2 separate regions of the Homo sapiens genome follow, and region 2 is linked to region 1. Evidence: chromatin loops called from intact Hi-C (ENCODE). Cell type or tissue: dorsolateral prefrontal cortex. All regions are shown on one strand. Links, peaks and the distances in the headings refer to the core of each region. The heading gives the core; the rest is flanking DNA.

Region 1 (10,790 bases), core at 1,892-6,891:
TCGGCTCACTGCAAGCTCTGCCTCCTGGGCTCACACCATTCTTCTGCCTCAGCCTCCTGAGTAGCTGGGACTACAGGCGCCCACCATCATGCCCGGCTAAATTTTTTGTATTTTTAGTTGAGATGGGGTTTCACTGTGTTAGCCAGGATGGTCTTGATCCCCTGACCTGGTGATCTGCCTGCCTCGGCCTCCCAAAGTGCTGGGATTACAGGCGTGAGCCACCGCGCCTGGCCCATTCATATATCTTTGAGGAAATATCTGGTCAGTTTATCTATTTTGTCTGGTGTGAGCTTTGGTATTTGTCTTTCAAGGAATTTGCTGAATTAATTTATTTGCATGAAATTGCTTATAACATTCTCTTATTGCCCTTTTAATGTTTGCAGGATCTGTAATACTATTTTATTCCTGATATTCATAACTTTTCTATTTTCTGTTTTATTCTTGACTAGTCTGGCTGGAGATTTATCAATTTTTTTAATGTTTCCCAAGAATTAGTTTTTCATTTTATTGCTTTTCTCTATTGTCTATTTTCCATTTCATTGATTTTACTTTTATCTTTATGGTTTTCTCCTTTCTGTTTAATTTGCTCATCTTTCTCTAGTATCTTGGGGAGTATGGTATGACATGGAAGTGTATCAAATTGTGGGGTTTTTTTTTTGCTTAAACAATAGAAATTTACTTCTCACAGTTCCAGGCACTAGAAGTCAAAGATTAAAGTATCAGTAGGTTAGAGTGGGCCTTAATTCAAAAATCCTGGTGTCCTTGTAAGTAAATATGTTTTATGCATTGGTAGGGGTGTAACAATTCTGAAATAATTTTAGAAGTTTTCAAGAGTAAGCAAATGAGTCAACATTTTAGTGTAGTTGGGAGCCAACCAAAGAAATGACATTTGAATATTAAATGTAGAAAGAGTCTTGTGGCATTGAATTGTAACTGGAGGTAGTGGTATGACTTATGATTTCAAAACTGTGTATTCACATTTGTACCTGTATATATGGGTATGCATGTATGTTTAACTGTATGTGTATGTGGATTTGTACATGTTATATGTACATGTATATTTTTAGCTCTGTTCAGTAGAAGGGCTAAGAATCAATTGCATTTCAGTAGCTATGAGGATAACTTGCAGTCAAATTTTACCATTTTATATTCTTTTGTATTCTTCCCTTTTAAAAGTAGAGAAGAAGTGATACCTTGGAGAAATGGCTGACTTCAGTTCTGGTCAGAGTAGATACAAGGTGAACCTGTTGTGTCTTGTTAGTTATGCCAAAAAATTAGGAAGATAAAAAAAATGATGATGGCATGTCTTAATTACATAGAACAAAGTTTGAAGAGGTTTCCACTGGTTAAATATGGAAGAATTTGAGCACCAAAATAGGCACAGTAATGAATCTAAACTATTGAAAATATAGGAATTCACAAACCCGTGTAGATAATAAAACAAAAATAAATAAGCACATAAATAAATCGTGATAGGAGAGTGACTTTTTGGCTTTCTCTTGTGTACAGTAAGATACTGAGGCCCAATTAAATATGGAGGGAATGCTGGCATTGAAAAAACCCCAGAATTTTAACATCAGCATAAATAAAGATTGTGTCAGGCACAAGTTATTGGCAGATGCTAATCTAGTGGAAAATTTTGATGATTGGCACATTATTTACATGGTCTCAAAATGTCTCCTAACAGATCGCTTATTAATTATAAGGGGAAAAAATAGTAATTTTACGTTGGTGAAACTGAGCAATACCTTGACTATGTAGCTGAAATTAATATCACCAATGAGGGGCACATGGACACCCATTGCCCCCAGGTTTGATTCTCTGACAAGGACACAACATCACTTATGTAAGTATTCCAGCTAGCAATGTGTGATTTAACTGGATTGAATCATGAGGAAACATTAGACAAACCCCAAATCAGGAGAGATCTATTTTTTAAAAGGCAGTGAGGGTGTGTATGTGTGTGTGTGTGTATGTTGTACTCTTCAAAAGTGTCAATGTCTTAAAAAACAAAGACAGACTGTAGAAGTGTTCCAAATTAAAGGAGACTAAAGGGATATGCAATAACAGACACCACATGAGATCCTGTCCTGGGGAAAAAATTGCTATAAAGGACATTATTAGGTCAATTGATAAAACTGGAATATAAGCAGTTAATTAGATATAAGTATTGTATAAATGTTAAATTTACTGAAATTGATGACTGTACTATGGTTCTGTTCTAGAATATTCCTATTCTTAGGGAATGCACACCGAAGTATTTAGGGGTAAGTGGCCATGGCATAAGTAAATTACTTCTAGATGGTTCAGAAAAAGTACAAAAAGTGTATACATACGTATGTATATATTGGGGGAGAGAGAGAGACAGAGAATGAAGAGAGTGAGTGCATGTAGATGCACAAGAATAAGAAAACAACAATGAAAATGATAAATAGCATAAAATATTGACAATAAATGAATCTGGGTATTCTTGGTAATATTCTTGCAACTTTTTTGTAAGTTTGAAGTTATTTCTAAATAAGATGTTAAAACATTAAGATTATGCCTGAGAGCTCCAGTATTACATTCCCCTGTGGGTCCAGTTCTGTGGTCTACTGTTTTTTTTTTTTTTACTATTCATGCTTTGGCAGTTACCTCGTCTCCTCATGTGTGTAGGTATTTTTCATTATGTGTCAGACATCGTGTTTTCAGAAATGTTTGTGGAAATAATTAATTTGAGTCCTTAGATGAAGGCACTTTTCTCCAGAGAGAATTTATGAATAGCATGAATAGTTAGTTTACTTTTGCATGTGCCCAGAGGCACTAGCATTCCAGGATATCAGGAAAAAACTCAGATCACTTTAATTCATGTTCAGGGACTGACTGTCCATGTCTGATTCACTCTTATTCCCATGGTGTGGTTCTTTGGGGTTCCCAAACAAATTAAAGTGTGTTGGGGGAAGGATGTTGAAAGATTTGTGAGGCTTCTTCCACTTTGTGGGCTCTGGATTCTGGTGTCTGTTTTAGGTTTGTGAGGTTGTCGAAAGTTCTTAGCCTCTTAGCTGACCCCCGTCTGGTATTAGCAAATGCCCACAGAAGAAAAGAGGCCCCCAGTTCTGGGCTCATCTTCATGCACCTATCTCATCCCCTGGATTCCAGCTGTGTAATTTTTTACCTTTAAAATTTTTTTTGATGTCTGCTGTAAGTCATATTTATATTTTGACTAGTTTCTCTTGTTGTCCCCAGCAGGAGAATTTCTTGGGGTCACTGAGACTGCCATTACTGAAAGCAAAAGTCTCCCAACTTGATTCTTTTAACTTCTATAAAGTATTTGATAATAGGGCTATATCATGGTTTACTTAGCCATTCTTGCATTGACAGACATTTAGTTTTTTCCAAATTTGTACTGTTTCTAATAATGATGGGTTAATCATACTTGCATGTGTCTCCCTGTGTACATGTAAAAGTACTTTTCTAGCTATCAGGAAATGGAAATGCTAGGTTATAGCTATTGAACATTTTAAATGGTAGTGGAGCAGCCACAGTTTTCCAAAATGACAGTAGTAGTATATACTCTACCAGTGATGCATAGGAGTTCTCATTTTTCCACAGCCTCCTCAGTGCTTGACATTATATAATCTTTGAAATGTAGCCAATGTGATGAGTGACAAAAATATCCCCTTATTGGTCTAATTTTCATTTTGGTGACTGACAACAACATTGAACATCTTTTCATATGTTTATTGGCCATTTGTATTTCCTTTTCTGTGAAATCTCTTTTCGTGTCATTTGCCCACTAGCTGATTTTTCATTATTGATTTATATGTATTCATTACATATTTTGGATATTCATTCTTTTAAATTTATGTATCAAATATTATCTTTAGTTTGTCACTTCCCTTCACATTTTCATGGAGTCTTTTGCCTTACGTTGTAAGTATTGCGGTAGTTTAATTATCAATCTTATATTCTGTGGCTTTGCACTTTATCTCTTACACTAAAATCTCAAGGCTTGTCTCCTATAATTTAAAAATAATCCTGTTTGTTTTTTGCATTTCAGTAAAACACACACACACACACACACACACACACACACACACACATAATCCAACACTTAAATTTTTTTAATTCACTCACATTCTGTGGGCTTTCATTCCTTGTATTTGACTTTCAAATTTTATAATATGAATTTTAAATGAGAGCATTTGGTGACCTTTTTGTAGACTGCAAAAGGAGTTGCCTTTTTCCATCATATCTCTTCTTTTTCCTTCTAGTTTTTTTCTCTAATGAGAAAAATGATGATAAGAAGTGTCAGCATGGAATGGTGACGGATGCTGGGCCAAGTATCAGAGGAAAATGGATCGCAGTGTGTCTGTCCATGCACAAACATTTTGTCTCTTTGGGCCTTACTTTTGTCGACCTCAAAGCAAGAGCATTAATGTACAATTATTAAATTCTCTTCTAGGTCTCATACATTTATAATATTATCATGATGAAATGTAATCATTGAAAAGATTTGTATCAGTATTGCCTAAGGCCTTTGACTTGAAAGTAAATTATACATTGAAAACCAAGTGCAAAAAAATCACTGAAAACCTTCTTTAGCATAGTTATTTCCTAAATGCCAATTACAGTAGGTTAGTCTGTTTAGAGATGCTCCATGAAACACCAGTGTAAAGGATAGGTGATCCAGTCAGTGTGAGAGCTGCTTCATAGTGCATTTTCTATTCCTATTCCTCTCTTGGAGATTTCCAAACACACATTAGCTTATTAAACCCTGCCATTTTGTAGGGGCAGATGCCTGTCACCAAACCCCAGAGCATGCAGGATGCTCAGCCTGGTGTGTACCGACTCTGCTTGTCACCATGCCACAGCCAATCACGGTGCCTTTTTGGATTGTCCTGCCTTGTTAATTACTGTTTGGGCAGCTTGTCCTAATCCCCTATCCTAGGAACAGGGCCAGACTCAACAGAAGACATCTCTTGTCCTTGCTGAATTTACTATTGTTTTGCTTCTGCACATGGCTCTGGAGAGCTGAATGGAGCTTTCAAGTAGGGCCCGTTTTAACAGAGATTTCTGGGCTCTGGCTTAGACCCACCTATGTAGATGATGCCCTGTGATGAATGCCACGTTTCTGTTTTCAGAAAGAGGCAGCAAAGTTATCATTATGACAACTTTACAGTGAAAAAGCACTGTAGCCTGGCTTCAGTCTGGCATCTAAAATAAAATAATAACCAAAATAAGGACACTGGCTTTGAATTTATTCCACCTTTTCTCCCTGGCTCAGTTTTCCATTGTGAACCTATACATGGCAACAGTTACGCAGAAAGATGGCAAAAGGAAGTGCCTGCCTACAGCCAGCCGTGTGTGTGTGTGTGTTTGTGTGTGTGTGTGTGTGTGTGTGTGTGACATTTCTGGCAATTCCTAGCATTTCTCTGCATATGAAGGTGATGAGAATGAACACCCCCTCTGTAATGAAACCAAGTGCTAGCAGATAGCTTGGCCTCTTCAGTAATTTAAGGTCTTCATATAGGCATTTGCAAAGACAGAGCTGTGATAGCAAACATCTTGCTTAGCGCTCAAAAGAGAAAACATTTCTGTCATCCAGAAATCTGCTTATTTATCTCTTAGGAAAGGATTTATAAATATAGTTTTAGGAAGATAGAAACCATTCCATTCTGGATGATCCTGTTAGGTTTCTCCATTTGTTTGCTTTGCATCTGAGGACTTTCCTAGTTCATTGGCTGTTTTTCTCTTTAACAAGTGGATATGATGCCTCGCTTGATGTTTATTTTCAATCATGATAGAAACTGTGAACTATCTCTAGGTTAAGAAGTGAAATTTTAAGTGCTATGCACTGATACTTTTTTGGTCCCTGAGAAGCTAATAAGAGAACTTTAAATGTAGAACTTAAAATTCCTGCACTGAATTGGACTCATTAAAAACTTAAAATACACCTCACCATCCAAGGCCCTCAAGCAATCTGAACAGAAGGTGCTCTATGTCTTAAAAGAAGAAATACGCAGTTTGAGTTTACTAGAGTGCAACAAACAACCATTGACGATTCAAGGGAATTCTGGAGTGATTCCTAATTGGGGGGTAAGGGAGGGGAGTCTGGAGTGGAGGAGAGGCAACTGCACATTTCAGGAGGGGGAACAATGGGGTGGAGGAAATGAAAGGTGGAAGGAGTAAGAATAAAGACCCGACTAGGGGGAGAGAGAGGAGAGGGAAGGAGAAGAATGCAGGAAACCGTAAAGTACTAGTGGTGAATGCTATCTTGGGAACCGAGGGGCTTAGTTCGAGGCAAGAACAAAGTGCTGATGAGGATAAAGCCTGGCATTTGGGGACATTTGTGGGAATCACAGCCTGTGCTTAGTGATTAAAGTAAATCAGATTTGAAATTCTGCCCAGCCCAGGAAGGCACAGAGGACTTTCCTAAAGAGCTCGAGAGAAATTTGCAAGGAGATGTTGGTGACGGGAGGTTTAAATAAGAAGAAATACTAGTAAGAGAAAGGAACTGTGTGTGATTTGTGTGATTTTGGTGGGGGCAGTGTCTTTATTCTTTCTTTACTATTTTCTGAGTTCCCTGAAAAGGTTGTTGGACCAGATCATTTCTACACGTCGTTGTCCAGGGATGGATTATCTTCAAGGGTTGGATTTTTTTTTTTTTTTAAGTAATCTGAAGGTATGTGTAATCACTTGTATGTTTCACTAATGATTTGATCACGGCTCCAGCCCCCTTGTGGTTGGGTGGAGCCATGTGATGATTTCTGGCCAGGGAGTTGTAAGTGGAAGTTGTTGCATTTGCTGCTTTTATGCCACAGCGTTTACTTACTGTTGTGGAACTTTCCAGATCTCTACCTCAGGGTGATTCTGGAGTAAAGAGATGTGGAGTAGACCAGGGACTGGTGCACTTTTTCTGTAAAGGGCCAGATAGTAAATATTTCTGGCTTTGGAAGCCATGCTCTGTTGCAACTACTACGTTCCACTGTTATGGCACAGAAGCAGTAAATGAATGAGCGTGGCTGTGTTTAATAACATTTTAGTTACAAAAACAAGTGGCAGGCCGAATTTGGCCCATGGGCTGCAGTTTGTGACCCTTAGAGTGGAGCACCCATCCAATTCCCGCTGGACATGTATCAGCATATCCATGAGAAATAAGGTTTTATTTTTAAAGCCACCCAAATATTGCGTTTGCTACCACAGCACCCCCGAGCCTATTTGACTGACACAAGGTGAAAAGGAGCCAACTGTGCTTCTGGTTTTATAAAGGAAGCAGCTTTCCTGGGAAGATGGCCAGGACGAATCCCCAGACCATTACAGTTAAACCTGCATTTATTGATCACCAGCTGTGTGCTGATAACTGTGCATTTTCCCAAAGCTTCCAAAACAGGTCCCAGGAAACAGTCTAAAAACGCCTCCTTGCATGAAGGATTCAAGAGGCTGCCAGGGCACTCACTGTCGGGGCCCTGCTTCTGGGAGCCGGGATCTAGGGGGCTCATCCTGCCTCCACCCTCTGTGGGGCTTTGCCTGCTGAGGAGCCTTCAGCCCTAAAGGGAAGAGGGAGGTGCAGGGTTTTTGTTGCTTTAAATCTGCCTCGTTACTCTCTTACAGGTTCCTTCTGAGACCTGGGCTGTTCCTACCTGGCCACTCACCAGGCTGCATCAGGTTCTGCTTATTCCCAGGCCTCCCCACTGCAGTCTCTCTGTGCTCCCTGGAGGCAAAGACTGTGTCTTGTTTGTCTCTGTGTCCTCAGAGGCTGGCACATGGCAGGGGCTTCAGAAAGACCTGTGGACCCCCAAACCTTACATCTGAACTTTGTGAATTTTATTTGTTTTTCTGTAGCAAAATGTATGTTTTCTATTTTTTATGAAAAATCCCCATTCTCTTTTGGCTGGGAACCCCTCTCTGGAGCTCTCCTGTCCCATTTCCTTTGTGATCTTCTCTTTCCCAGCCCTGGAGACACACATGCTGCCCAAATCCCGAGGTCCTCCCCTCCCTGCTGCAGGCAGGTCTGGCTGGAGATGCTCCTGAGTGGGCTCTGCTGCCTGCAACCTGCCCACCTGCCCTTCGAAAGCTCAGGCTCATTCTGTGGCTCAGGGGGGCTGTTTATTCACTCGCTCTGATGATAAAGCTGCATGTACAGCAAGTGACAGGAAGCTGATGGACAGGGAGTGACCCAGGAAACGTGTCTCAGCTCTTTCCTTCTCTCCACCTCCTTCGCAGGGATTCCTAGTTTCTCCCCTAAGACTGTCTTTTTTTCTCCTGATTTTGCTTAGTTTGAGGATTTTCTTTCCAACTCATGTTTGCCAATTTAATTCCACCATTTTAGCTCCTAATTGGGGTGGAGGGTGAATCGGTCTCCTGTGCTCAGAGTTGGAATTGGGATCTGCATTCTGGGGTTCCTTGATCTCTTTATTAATCACGGCCAGCTCTTACAGCTCATCTGGGCATAATTAACGTCAGCCAGAATGTGAGCGTTGAGTTTGGATGGGACCCTTGCAGGGGCCTCTAGGGAAACAGACAAAATAAAATGCAATTCCTGTTCTCCATGTGTTTACAACTCTGAGGGGAGAGGCCACTATACACATCCCACTGGGAGGCTGGGGCAGGGGAATAGTTGATTTGGCTGGTGACAGGATCCTACAGGTGACGGTGAAGCTGCCTGGGGCTCTGCAAGGGAAGGGCTGGAAGGAGAGCATCCTGGGGCAGAGGAGACAATGGTGTGCTTGTCTAGCTGAGCATGAAGCATAGGCCTGTGGGTGTGCACATTCAGGTGAGCATGATGCAAAGGCCACAGGTGTACCCGTCTAGGTGAACATGATGCAGAAGGCCACAGGTGTACATGTCCAGGTGAGTGTGATGGGAGCAGCAGGAGCTGGGTCTGGACAGGCAGGTGGAGATGAGGTGACCCAAGTGTCTTCCTAATGGAAAGCAAGGCCTGCTGTGGTCACAATGTGGGGTAAGGATTAAACAGAGCTGTATCAGGATGGGGTGTACGTCTCAGGTGATCCCTGGAGAGGTTTGAAGAAGGAGGCAGAGGGTGGTCATGAGGCAAGGTGAGTAAGGTGTGACGAGTGGGAGGAGAAGGCAGATTCCAGAGACAGGTCTGGCTAGAACCAGCAGGACTCAGGGACAGAATCTGTGTGGGGGATGGAGCTGAGTGGGAGGCAGTGGCGTCCCTGAGGCCAAAAACAAGGGCCTTGGACAAGGCCCTTGTCCAAGGACAAGGGATGGAGCCTGGGACACAAGTCCTAGTCATGTGCGTTTATTATAAAGTGCAGCTCAGGAGCTTGTGTCCATGACAGAGTAATTGGCCAGACTGGTCCCCTACCTCTGCCATAAACAACTTGGAGCTTGAATAGAAACCAGGAAACAGCAGTTTTCAGACACTAAGCAGGCAGCACAGGTCTGTGATTCTAGAGAGAAGGAAACAAACCAGGCTGGGACCCCAGGCGACCAGCAGGGGTCATTTGGTTTCAGTGGGGCCTTGCAGGTCCTGGGGAGCTGAGGGCTGCACAATTCTCAGAGCTCCCTCAGGGCTGGGGGATGGTTATGTTGAGAGCAGCCAGGTGGAGATCAGATCACACATGGAGCTGGCTCAGGACCCCTGGAAATGAGACTCACATCCATGCGGCCAGCGTCCGTGTCCCCTGCCTCTGAGAATGGCCAGGGCTGGGAAGCCAATGGAGATGTTCCCGCCTGCACTGCTGTCACACTGGGTGGTGTTGTCAGGGTGACTCACGTGGACACTCAGCATCTGAGGACAAATGAGAGTAGATGTTGGGGTCCTGTACACAAAAGGCACCACAACAGGAGAATGAGTCCTGTCATCACTTGACCTGGCTGTCTTTATTTTAGTTCCATGCTATGACACTCCTGACAGCACAGATGTGGCAGTGTGGAATCATGAATGTTATCTGCCCTGTCCAAGTCCATCAGGGAGAGACAAAATAGGTGTGTGGTCATGGAGCTCAGATTCCCTGTGGTCCCCCCATGTGCAATTAGCATCTTCGGGTGACATCACCATTTGTCCACAGCAAAGCCCCTTTCAGAGCACCCCCGTCCATCTTATGCCTGAGTGGAGCCAACGAGGCCCCTGAGGCTCCCTGCTAATTGCTGTTTCTCATGTGTCCATGCCTGTGTGGTTTGAACACGAGGAGGGGCTGAAACTGGGGCAGCTGGGCAGGCTGCCTCACCTTTCAAATAGTGGGACCCTCTTCTACGTGTGGGGAACCGCCAGCATGTCCTTGGCTCAAGTCACTCTGGAGGTCCCAGGAGTATGAACACTGCTGCCTCCCACTGTTATCCTGCATGCTTGTCTAGGGTCTTGCTGACGAGGGCACGTTTTCTAAAACTACCGAGAGAACTGGAGATCATCATGCTAAATGAAATAAGCCAGACACAGAAAGACAAACATTGCTTGTTCTCACTTATTTGTGGGATGTAAAAATCAAAACAATTGAAATCATGGACATAGAGAGTAAAAGGATGGTTACCAGAAGCTGGAAGGGTAGTAGTAGGGTGTGGTGGGGATGTCTAATGGGTACAAAAAATATAGTTACAAAGAATGAATAAGACCTACTATTTGATAGCACAACAGGGTGACTGTAGTCAATAATAATTTAATTGTATGTTTTAAAATAACTAGAAGAGTATAATTGGATTGTTTGTAACACAAAGGATAAATGCTTGAGAGGATGGATACCCCATGGTATGGTCTGGATGTGTCCCCACCCAAATCTCATCCTGAATTGTAGCTCCCATAATTCCCATGTGTTATGGGAGGGACCTGGTGGGAGATAATTGAA
Region 2 (10,790 bases), core at 2,732-7,731, 75 kb after region 1:
CTCATCTCTGCTTCCATCATTGTATCACCTTCTCTGAGTCTCCTGCTTTCTCTTCCCTTTTAAGGACCCTTGTGATGACATGGGGCCCACCGAGATAATTCAGGATAATCTCCCCATCTCAAGATCCCTAACTTCATCACACTTGCAGAGATTCCTTTGGCCATGCCAAGTAACATATTCACAGGTTCTGGGATTAGGACGTGGACATCTCTGGAGGGGGCTGTTATTTTCCTACCACACTTGCTTATGCAGGATTCCAGCTCTCTCTAGTTGGAGCTTCCTCAAACTGGGTGCTCAGGGCTCTCCATCTCTTCTCGCATGATCTGCTCTGTCATTGTGTTGTAGCCCCAGGCTGCTGCCTGCACCAGCTTACAGCTTAATGCCTCCCAGGCTGCTGCCTTGGGAGCTCTCTTGGCCTCCATGTCACTCTAGCACCTCTGACAGCTCCAAGATCCTAGGGATACTACTCTCTCCTCATCGGGGATGCACTTTCATTGTGCTTGGCTCTTCCAGAGGACCCCAGAGCAGAGCTTCCAGAGCACCAAGGAACATGAGTCTCTTAGTTTTCACAGGCATCCTCATCCCCAGGGGGGATGTGGACAGCCACAGGACAGGGGCTGGGTGGGCTCTGGTCACAATTTCACATCACTGTCCTCTAATCCTGGGACTGGGAGGAGGAGACCCGAAGTCAAAGCCCAGCTGGCCTCTCATTCTCCACGTAGCCTCAGGCTGGTCACCTAACCTCCCTTTGCTTTAGTAGCTCATGTGTGAGTTTACAAGCAAGAGTACCTCTTCTGTCTACTTCACAGTGGTGTCAGATGGATAAACTGAGCCATAAAAAATATGAACATGCTTAAACTATCAAAGCAAATATAAAAGTCATGTATGTAAAGGGAAAATGTCCCAGATAGGGCACTGGATCAGATTCAGCTGGCGTGTGGGATTAACAATCCTCTCTATCCAGCCAGTTTCGTTATCCTATTGATTTGCCTGGGAAAATTTCAATTATGATTACCTTCGAGGTAGGTGGCAGTGAGATATTTTGGTCAAGAGTGAGGGCTATTGGGTCAACCTGCCTAGTTTGAAATTTGAACTCCAGTTACTAGCTTCATGATATTGGGCAAGTCACTCAATCTTTCTGAAGCTCCAATTATTTATCTGTAAACTGTAAAAATCACATTCCCTGCCTGATAGTTTTGTGAGGATTAAATGATATACTAAGGTAAAGTGTTTGCCCATTGGCCTGGCATACTGCATGCACTCAATAATGTTGAGCTGTTATAATTTTCATCATTGTCATTGTGTTATCTAGCCATCTATAGGTGTAGTTGTCAAACTTTGGGAGAAGGTAAAACAGAAGTTCAACCTCAGGATGGATGATGGTAGGTTCTCCTCTTGGAGAAAAGGAGGAGGAAAGGAGGCTGATTTGCTGAGTCAGACACAGCCAAAGGGTTTAGGGTGGGCACAATATGGGTGAAGAGAGAGAGACAGAATCACAGAGGGTCTGGGAGCTCATGGAGAGCTCCTACTGTTTGAGAGGGTCAGGGAAGAAAGGGGAGGAAGGAATGTGCTATCTCATTCTTGAAGGTGAATGGACATTAGCCAAGTGGAAAGAAGGAAGGTGTTCTAGGCAGATGGAATGATGTGTGTAATGAGTAGGAGCAAGAGCATGGGCGCTTAGAGGGCTGCAGGTGGCTTGGTGGGGCTGGTGTTTGGGCTGAGGGGAGGTGATAAGGGGAACAGAGAAGGGGGCAGCAGAACACTCTAGTAGGCTTGCATACTAGGCTAGGATGTCTGATCTTTGTTCTGGAGTTACCCTTTATTCATTGGTTTGGATCATTTATTACGGATCACAAAGAATGTATGAATCCACAAGTATTCATTGCAGTTCTGTATGTTGTGGTTTGAATGTGTCCTCTCCAAAATTCACGAGGAAACTCAATCCCCCTTGTGGTGGTGTTACCAGGTGAGGCCTTTTGGAAAGTGATTAGCCATGAGGGCTCTGCCCTCACAAATGGATGGCTTCCTTATAAAAGGGTTGGAGGAAGCTGGCTTAGGCCCCTGTGCCTGTCCCTTCCGCCATGCGAGGACATGGTGTTTCGTCCTCCCTGGAAGACGCAGCAACAAGGCACCATCTTGGAAGCAAAGAGACCAGATCTTCAGCAGACACTGACCTTGCTAGGGTCTCTGTCTTGGCCTTCCAGCATCCAGAACTGTGAGGAAGTAAATTTCTGTTCTTTATAAATGACCCAATCTCAGGTATTTTGTTGTAGCTGGACAGAAGAAGAAGGACCTGTGGTATACTCTGCAGGTGGGGTGGTGGCCAGTGGTGTTCTCTTAGCCAACGGCCACTCCTGCCTCCTGCTTCCTTCCCAGCTTTCTTGCTAAAAGGGCCTCGGTTATGATCTTTGCCCACTGAGTGGCCACATCCTTTGGTCCACTGGGTAAGGTTGGACCCCTCCACAGTCCCAGGGTGGCATCTGGATTGGCCTAAACCATCACGATTTGTTCATCCCCTTCCCTTGTGATTATTGCACCCTGGGGGAAGTTGCCTAGTTGGGTGAGGGGTCTGGAGAAATAATAACTTGTCGTTAAAAAGGATTGAAGCACAGGGCTATTCCTGCTTTCTGTCCCTGAGCGTGACTGTGTAAGGAGTGGGAGGTGTCACTGTGAGAGGAGCTGCACACACTCTGGGATGGCAGAGCAGAGACAGGGTGGGAGGCTGTGTCCTCGCCAGTGTCACAGGCTGCCCAGCTACCCCGTTACCAGCCTCCCTCCTCTGGGCCTCCTGCCTTGTGACACAGTAAAACTGCCCACTGTAAATCCCCTCTGGCTAGCTCTTAGCTGCAGCTTGGAGGGTTTCAACTGAAGGCTCTTCTTAGCCTCCCATCACCTTCCTAGGCCTGCTGGGCTCCTCGCACAGGGGTTGTCACTATCAGGAAGGAAGGGGCAGGGATGCCATCCACTGTGCCATCCCTCATTTCTCCCTGGAGAGGAGACTTATTCCTACAGGCCCCAGTTGGCCGTGGCACCTTCCTTCCCATTGGTTAAAACTGGGTGGCATACACAGATGCTGGGGGAATGAGGGTCTGGCCTTGTAATCTTACCTGTGACAGCCATGGACTGGGCAGTTGAAGCATCTGCACTCATGGAATTGCCCACGCAGTGCCCCTGGTGCCCTCTGAGAAGGTGCTGCTGTCCTGGGATTCAACCCCAGACTTATGATTTAGGACTTTGCTGCCACAGGTGTGTGATCCTGGATTGTGTTGGTTGCTGTTGACATTTTGGGTAGCAAGTCAGCCTCTACTTCATGAAGATAAACACACAGCTTTTGGGAGAATGCCTGATAGGAAGTGGGAGAGACCCAGTCATGGACACCAGGGTGGGGGCTGAGGTAGTAGCCAAGCAGGCAGGCTGGCAGAGGGAGGCGGCTGTGGGGAGGTGCTCACTCATTCATTCTTCCTTCCTTCCATTCATCCAGCCATCCACCCATCCAACCACCCATCTACCCTTCCATCTACCCATCCACCCTTCCATCCACCCATTTACCCTTCCATCCACCCATCCACCACCCTTCTATCCACCCATTTACCCTTCCAACCACCCATCCACCCTTCTATCCAATCATTTACCCTTCCATCCACCCATCCACCCTTCCATCCACCCATCCACCCTTCCATCCACCCATTTACCCTTCTATCCACCCATCCACCCATCCACCCTTCCATCCACCCATCCACACTTCCATCCACCCATTTACCCTTCTATCCACCCATCCACCCATCCACCCATCCACCCTTCCATCCATCCATCCACCCATCCACCCTTCCATCCATCCATCCACCCATCCACCCTTCCATCCACCCATCCACCCTTCCATCCACCCGTTTACCCTTCTATCCACCCATCCACCCTTCCATCCACCCTCCACTCTTCCATCCACCCATCCACCCATCCACCCTTCCATCCACCCATCCACCCTTCCATCCACCCTCCACTCTTCCATCCACCCATCCACCCATCCAGCCTTCCATCCACCCATTCACCCTTCCATCCACCTATTTACCCTTCCATCCACCCATCCACCCTTCCATCCACCCATCCACCCTTCCAACCACCCATCCACCCATTTACCTTTCCATGCACCCATCCACCCTTCCAACCACCCATCCACCCTTCCATCCACCCATCCACCCTTCCATCCACCCGTTTACCCTTCTATCCACCCATCCACCCTTCCATCTACCCATCCACCCTTCCATCCACCCATCCACCCATTTACCCTTCCATTTACCCATTCACCCTTCCAACCACCCAGCCACCCTTCCATCCACCCATCCACCCTTCCATCCACCCATTCACCCTTCCATCCACCAATCCACCTTCCATCTACGCATCTACTTTTCCATCCACCCATCCAACCCAGCCACCCAAACGGTGAATAGCAAACATTTACTTAGCATCACTATGTGCTGGATTCATAATTTTTTAGTGAATGAAAAGAGAGAAAATGGAATGGATGAAAGTTTTGAAGTTGAAACTATTAGGCCTTGGAAACCATTTATGTCTAAGATTTCCATTTCTAGCAGAGCAGCACAGATGGTCAAAAGCTTCAAAAACCGCTTCTTGAAAAGGGTGGTCTAAGGAGAGGGATGCTGCCACCCAGGGTGACAGTGGTGCTTTCTGCATTATCTTCTACATCTGTATCGTCTTTTTGCCCCCTCTCCGTGGCTAAGAAATGCTAACAAATGTGTCTATTTCTTTTTTTTTTTCCTCTGAAGGCACAAATTTGCCTTTTTCCTTCAATGGTGTCCCTTCTTTAGGTTTTCTGCCCAATTACTGAGCTTTGAGCTTAGAGCTTTATTTCCGTGGGTGGCTTGGTGTTGAGGGCTGCAGTCCACCCTTCAACGACTGTTCTTAAAACTAAAAAGCCTGGCTCTGCACATGCAGATAAAAACCACATTATCTTTCAAAAAGATTGGAATAAAAAAATGAGCACACTTGTGAGTTTCTAGGCAACTGGGCACATGGGCTCAGCACAGGCTACAATGAGAGATCATCAGATTCCTTTTTAGTCGTATTGGCCTGAAACCTTACAACAAGGCCTGGACACAAATACTTCTTTATTCCAGACAGCGTTTGTATGCCTCTTCTGTGCCGAGCACTGTTCTGGTGAATGGCGATGAATTAGGCAGACAAGGCCTCAACTCTCATGCTGTCATGCTAGGGGAGGGGACTGATGAATGCAAGAAACATAAACAGTTGACCTTTGAACAATGCAGGCATTAGGGGCACTGACCCCTCTACAGTCAAAAATCTCAGTATAACTTTTGACTGACTGAAAACTTAACTACTAATAGACTACTGTTGACTAGAAGCCTTACTGACAACATAGTTAATCAACACATGTTTTGCATGTTATATGTGCTATATATCAGCAGTCTCCAACCATTTTTGGCACCAGGGATTGGTTTCATGGAAAACAATTTTTCCATGGACCAGGATGAGGGGATGGTTTCAGGATGATTCAGGTGTGTTACATTAATTGTGTACTTTATTTCTGTTATTATTGCTCCTTTCTTCCCCCCTCTTTCTTTCTTCCTCCCCCTCCTCCTTTCTCCTTCCTTCTTCTCCTTTCTTCCCCCTCCTTCTTCCTCCCTCCTCCTTCTTCCTTTTTCCTCCTTGTTTCTTCTTCCTTCTCCTCCTTCCTCTTCCTTCTTCTTTTGAGATAAAGCCTCACTCTGTTGCCCATTTTGGAGTGCAGTGGCACAATCACAGCTCACTGCAGCCTCAGTCTCCCAGGCTCAAGTGATCCTCCTGCCTTAGCCTCCCAAGTAGCTGGGACCACAGGCATGCCACCATGCCTGGTTAAGTTTTTACTTTTTACTTTTTAATTTTTTGTAGAGATGAGGTCTCACCATGTTGCTCAGGCTGGTCTCAAACTCCTGGGCTCAAGCAATCCTTCCACTTTAGCCTCCAAAATTGTTAGGATTGCAGGCATGAGCCACTGTGCCCGGCCTGAAACTTATTAAGTACCCAGGAGGCCTTTTATTTTCTTTGAATGATTCTGCCTGGTGGCCCCAAAGGCCAACAGGGACTTGACTCTTGCAAAGCTCTCCTTCCTGTCAAGAGAGCCTTTCTCTGCCTTCCCACCTCTGTGTGTCCTGTGCTCACTCACTTTGCTGGTCGCTGGGATTCAGACGGGGGTAGCCTCTGTCTGTGGAGTCTCCAGTGCTGAGTAGGGGTGCTTTACCCCAAGGAAGGGCCAGCAGGTGCCACATGGGCCCTTGGGGTCTGTCCCAGCTTTGGGAAGCCATAAGTAGGAGGGCATTTTAGAAAGGTTTGAAGGCTTCTGGAGCAGTCTATGTCTTGTCTTTCGTCTTTTGTTTTGTGTAAAACTTTAAAATCTAAACAGTGCTTGAATACATCTTCCTAAAACATCACAGATAAGTGCCCGTTGGCTGCTCACTAATTCCTGCTGCCTCACCCAAATGAATGATTGTGTATCATTTTATTTCTTTTAGCCAGAACGTTATCTTTCTATGTATCTACATTCTCATATATATATGGGGCCGCAGGAGTTCAAGGCTGCAGTGAGCTGTGATTGTGCCACCACACTCCAGCCTGGGCCGCAGAGCGAGACCCTGTCTGTAACAAAACCAAACAAATGTATGTGGGGCTGCAGAAAATCCTTGGTACGGCTTTATGTGTGGTTGCATTTTAAAACAAATGGCATTATGTTGAGTGTAATATTCTTTACAGTCAACAACATGCTTTGGAGCCCTTTTGTGCTAATATGAATAGAGCTTAATTATTATCTAAAAACTGTTATATTCTGCAGTAGGTTATTCCATAGTTTTTTTTTTTTTAAACCATTTCCCTATTGACGAATATTTAGGTTGCTTCCATTTCTTTTCTTTTCTCCTCTCTCTCTCTCTTTCTCTCTGTCTCTCCTCCACTCCCCGACCCCCAACTAGGATGCATCCTGTAAAGCTCCATCTGGTTTGGGGGTGGGAAGTGGGTTTTACATCATGTGCCAAATGGTCGTCTGCTGCAGCGCTATGTTAGGCAGGAAAAATGATGCCAATCAGTAAACAATGTCTGTTTTGGGTGCTATATTAGTTTTCTAGGGCTGCAGTAACAAATTACCCCAAACTAGGTGGCTTAAAACAATAGGAATTTATTTTCTCACAGCTCTGGAGGCCAGAAGTCTGAAATCAAGGTGTTAGCAGGGAGGTGCTCCCTCTGACGCCTCCAGGGAAGGAGTCTTCCCTGCCTCTTCCAGCTTCCGCTGGCTCCAGGCGTTCCTTAGCCTGTGGCCACCTTGCCCTCATCTCTCCCTTTGTCATCACATAAGCTGTGTGTGTGTGTCTGTGTCTCTGTGTCCTCCCCTTATAAGGACACCAGTCCTTGCATTGAGGGCTCACCCTAATCCAGTATGACCTCATTTAAACTAATGATGTGCAAAAATTCTATTTCCAAATGAGGTCACATCCTGAGGTTGTCAGTGAACATGAATTTTAGGGGGACACTAGCTCACTATAGGTATAAGAGGCAGGCGGGGGGCTACATGAGTGCCATTAACCACTTAGATCCGGGGCAGCCCAGTCACTGCACCTTCGCGTGTGCAGTGAGAACTGGAGTTCCAGATGATGACTCTGCCAGGCTGCTAAATCTCCAGCCATTCACTCAGCTACACAATACTCACACTCAGTCGTGTTGACTGGACTCTGCTAATCAGGACAGGACAGAACTTTTACTGTCTTTGAATGTTATTTTATTTTTTCTTTTTCTTTTCTTTTTGTTTTGTTTTTGTTTTTGTTTTTGAGACAGAGTCTTGCTCTGCCACTCAGGCTGGAGTGCAGCAGTATGTTCATAGCTCACTGCAGCCTTAACCTCCAAGGCTCAAGTGATCTTCCCACTTCAGGTTCCTGAGGAGCTGGGGCTACTGGCATATGCCACAACACCCGGCTGATTTTTATTTATTTTTTTGTAGAGACAAAGTCTCACTATGTTGCCCAGGCTGTTCTCTAACTCCTGGGCTCGAGTGATTCTCACACTTTGGCCTTCCAAAGTGCTGGGATTACAGGAGCGAGCCACTGTGCCTGGCCTGAGAATTATTTTTGTGTCACCCTGATGTCATAGCCTACCTGGAAGGTCTGTGTTTCTCCCCCTTCCCACAAAACTACAAGTTTGTCAGTATAATTACCGTTGAGGAAGACACAAAACATTTGGCAGTTGGTATCTAGAATAGACTGAAGGTTTCTGTCTCTTAGGTTCTCTAATATAACAGAATGAGCAAGGTGTTCTGCAAACAGCCATAACCTCAGTTATATACGCACCATTTCACCTGATTGATCCTACCCTCTCACAGCTGAAAGGACTAATTTTAAATTGTCAAGGAGAATGCCTGTCCACTGGGTGCACTTTACAAATGGCCACAAGTAACCGTCTTTGTCGGCTGAGCTGAAAGCCATGTGCTTTGTAAATGCCGCCGTAGCACTTGGTGCAGAGTGGGCACCCTACTTGTGGCTCTCCTGGCGCTGCAAGCCAACTACCCACACTGTTATTCCAGCACATAGTGCCAGGGAGGCCATTTAGTAAACCCCTTGCCACAGTGGCCCCATAACTGGATTTAGCTGTTATGCCGTTTCCTAACTTACATTAAAAACATAACAATATTACAGGGACTGCTCTTGGAGAGTGAACTGGAGTCAGCTCAGTGGAAAGGAAGGGAAAAGCCCATTAAGATGTTTGGTTCAGTTGACCTGCCTCTATTTGGGAAAACCTTTGCTGATGTATAATTTCTGAAGGCGAAAGGGAAAAATAGACCCAGCTAAGCAAGTTCGGGAAAGAAATGGGTGGTTGTCAGTCAGAGCAACAAAGTAGTGGAATTCCAGGGGCTTCAGCGGCAGGGATGAGACATGACAAATTTTTAAAGACTCTGTCAATATCATTAATATCTATGACCTGTCTCACAAGGATGGCTGTCATGCAGCACATCCGTCAGAAAATACTGCCCTGGAATTGTCCTGCTTGTTGGGTGAGCCCCAAATCCCCAAATTGAGAGTGATTATGCAAGGGATTTTATGGTCCTATTTTACAACCCCTTAAAGGTAGTAAAATAATCAGGAAGCTGTATTTTTTTTTTTTTCGAGACAGAGTCTCACTCTGTTGCCCAGGCTGGAGTGCAGTGGTGCGATCTTGGCTCACCACAACCTCCGCCTCCTGAATTCAAGCAATTCTTCTGCCCCAGCCTCTTGAGTAGCTGGGATTATAGGTGTGCGCCACCATGCCCAGCTAATTTTTGTATTTTTAGTAGAGACGGGGTTTCACCATGTTGGCCAGGCTGGTCTTGAACTCCTGACCTCAGGTGATCTGCCCCCCTCGGCCTCCCAAAGTGCTGGGATTACAGGCGTGAACCACCACACCCGGCCTTAGGAACCTGTGTTCTGAGACAATAATTTTCTTTTAAAAAAACAAGTCACTGTTGACAGCGAACTAGATTATGTATCACAGTTTGGGGGTTGTGAATATGCAGGCTGTCTCTGAGCACTTTGATGTTGGGTTGCCCGCTGCAAGCCTGATATTTATGTTTGGTAAACCAGAGTTCTTGCTAGCGAGTCACTTTGCCAGCCTCTGTACTGATCAGGAAAGGGCCCCTTCTCCACAGCTGGGGAGATGTGAGATGCATGTGCTTAAGAAAATCAAGCTGCTGTCGTTCAATTCCAGCCTGGCTTAAAGCTGTGTGACCTTCAACACAGTCCCCCTTACCTATCCTGTAAAAAGTGTAATATAATTCCTACCAGAAGCCAGAATAACCTTGTTATCATGAGGATGAAGTGAAGCAGTATTTGCACACTGCTTGTCACATAATACATGTATGATAAATGTTAAGAGTTTGTTTCTTATTTTTGTTTGAAGGTGAAATACTTAAGATAGTGATGAAATTCAACATATTTAATAGCAGGGTGGTGTGGCCACTGGCCAATCGGAATAGATGCACCTTGTAAATAATTATTACAGCCTCTCCCCTTCCCAGGGCCCTCCAGCTGCACATCAGCCCCGCCTGAGACAAACAGCGAGGGAATGTTCCTAAACGCTTGTTTTCCCTTTGCATAGCTGATTGCAGAGCCCAGCAAGTCTTTCTCTAAATGGCTTTACTTTGACAAGGGGTCGCGATGGCATTTTGATTGGCATCCGCCTCTCCTCCGGGGAAGGACCTCGTGGGCGATGGTCCTGGCGCACCCGCTAGATGGCGCCGCAGACCGGCTTGTACAGGCCGCGCGCCCTCCCCTCCCCGGCGGAGGCTCCTGGAGCCCCTGCCCGGCCTGACTGGCTGCGTCCTCAGGCCCTGCGATTTCCAGGGATTCCCGATTTCCCTGAGTGTGAGCAAATAAAGGCTCCTTCCTGCAGCCCGAGCCAGCGCTCAGCGCAGCCCGTGACCCCTGGCACCTGACAACCTGCTTCAGCCAAAATCTTAATAGGCTTTATTATTTTTATTTAAGATGATGCATGCTCATTATAACATTTTTAAACAATATATGGAAAAATCAGAATCTCAGCACCCCCGATAGAGCCAGCAGTAATACTGGAAAATTATTGTTCCATGTATGGAGTCAAAGTCCACGTATGGGCAGAGAGATGACTGTGGCTGGACACGCAAGTGGCCGGCGAACTTCATACTTCACGAAAATGGGAGCATATTCTGTGTGCTGGGTTTTTTCTTTATTAAGGGCTAGGTCCTTCCTTTTACTTACATTTAAGAGAAGACAAATAATCTAATATGA

The links. Peaks named below come from ENCODE experiments on the same cell type or tissue, not always from the same donor. Only the 100,000 strongest peaks of a DNase experiment are listed, where the experiment ranks them.
Region 2: it touches region 1 in a loop (22-fold over the local background); 5 of 110 quality-filtered maps call a loop at or near these places.

Annotation. Positions count from the first base shown.
Region 1 is chr12:125,449,034-125,459,823 of GRCh38, forward strand. All of the region lies in intron 3 of TMEM132B (transmembrane protein 132B), which reads left to right. Among named protein-coding and RNA genes, the nearest start is that of TMEM132B, 270 kb to the left of the region's middle. In dorsolateral prefrontal cortex, for the core only: no CTCF peak of the experiment used is centred there; a DNase peak (open chromatin) is centred at 4,848; H3K4me3 peaks cover 1,455 bases; H3K27ac peaks cover 3,334 bases.
Region 2 is chr12:125,523,378-125,534,167 of GRCh38, forward strand. All of the region lies in intron 4 of TMEM132B (transmembrane protein 132B), which reads left to right. Among named protein-coding and RNA genes, the nearest start is that of TMEM132B, 340 kb to the left of the region's middle. In dorsolateral prefrontal cortex, for the core only: CTCF peaks have their summits at 5,076 and 5,281; a DNase peak (open chromatin) is centred at 5,124; H3K27ac peaks cover 3,944 bases.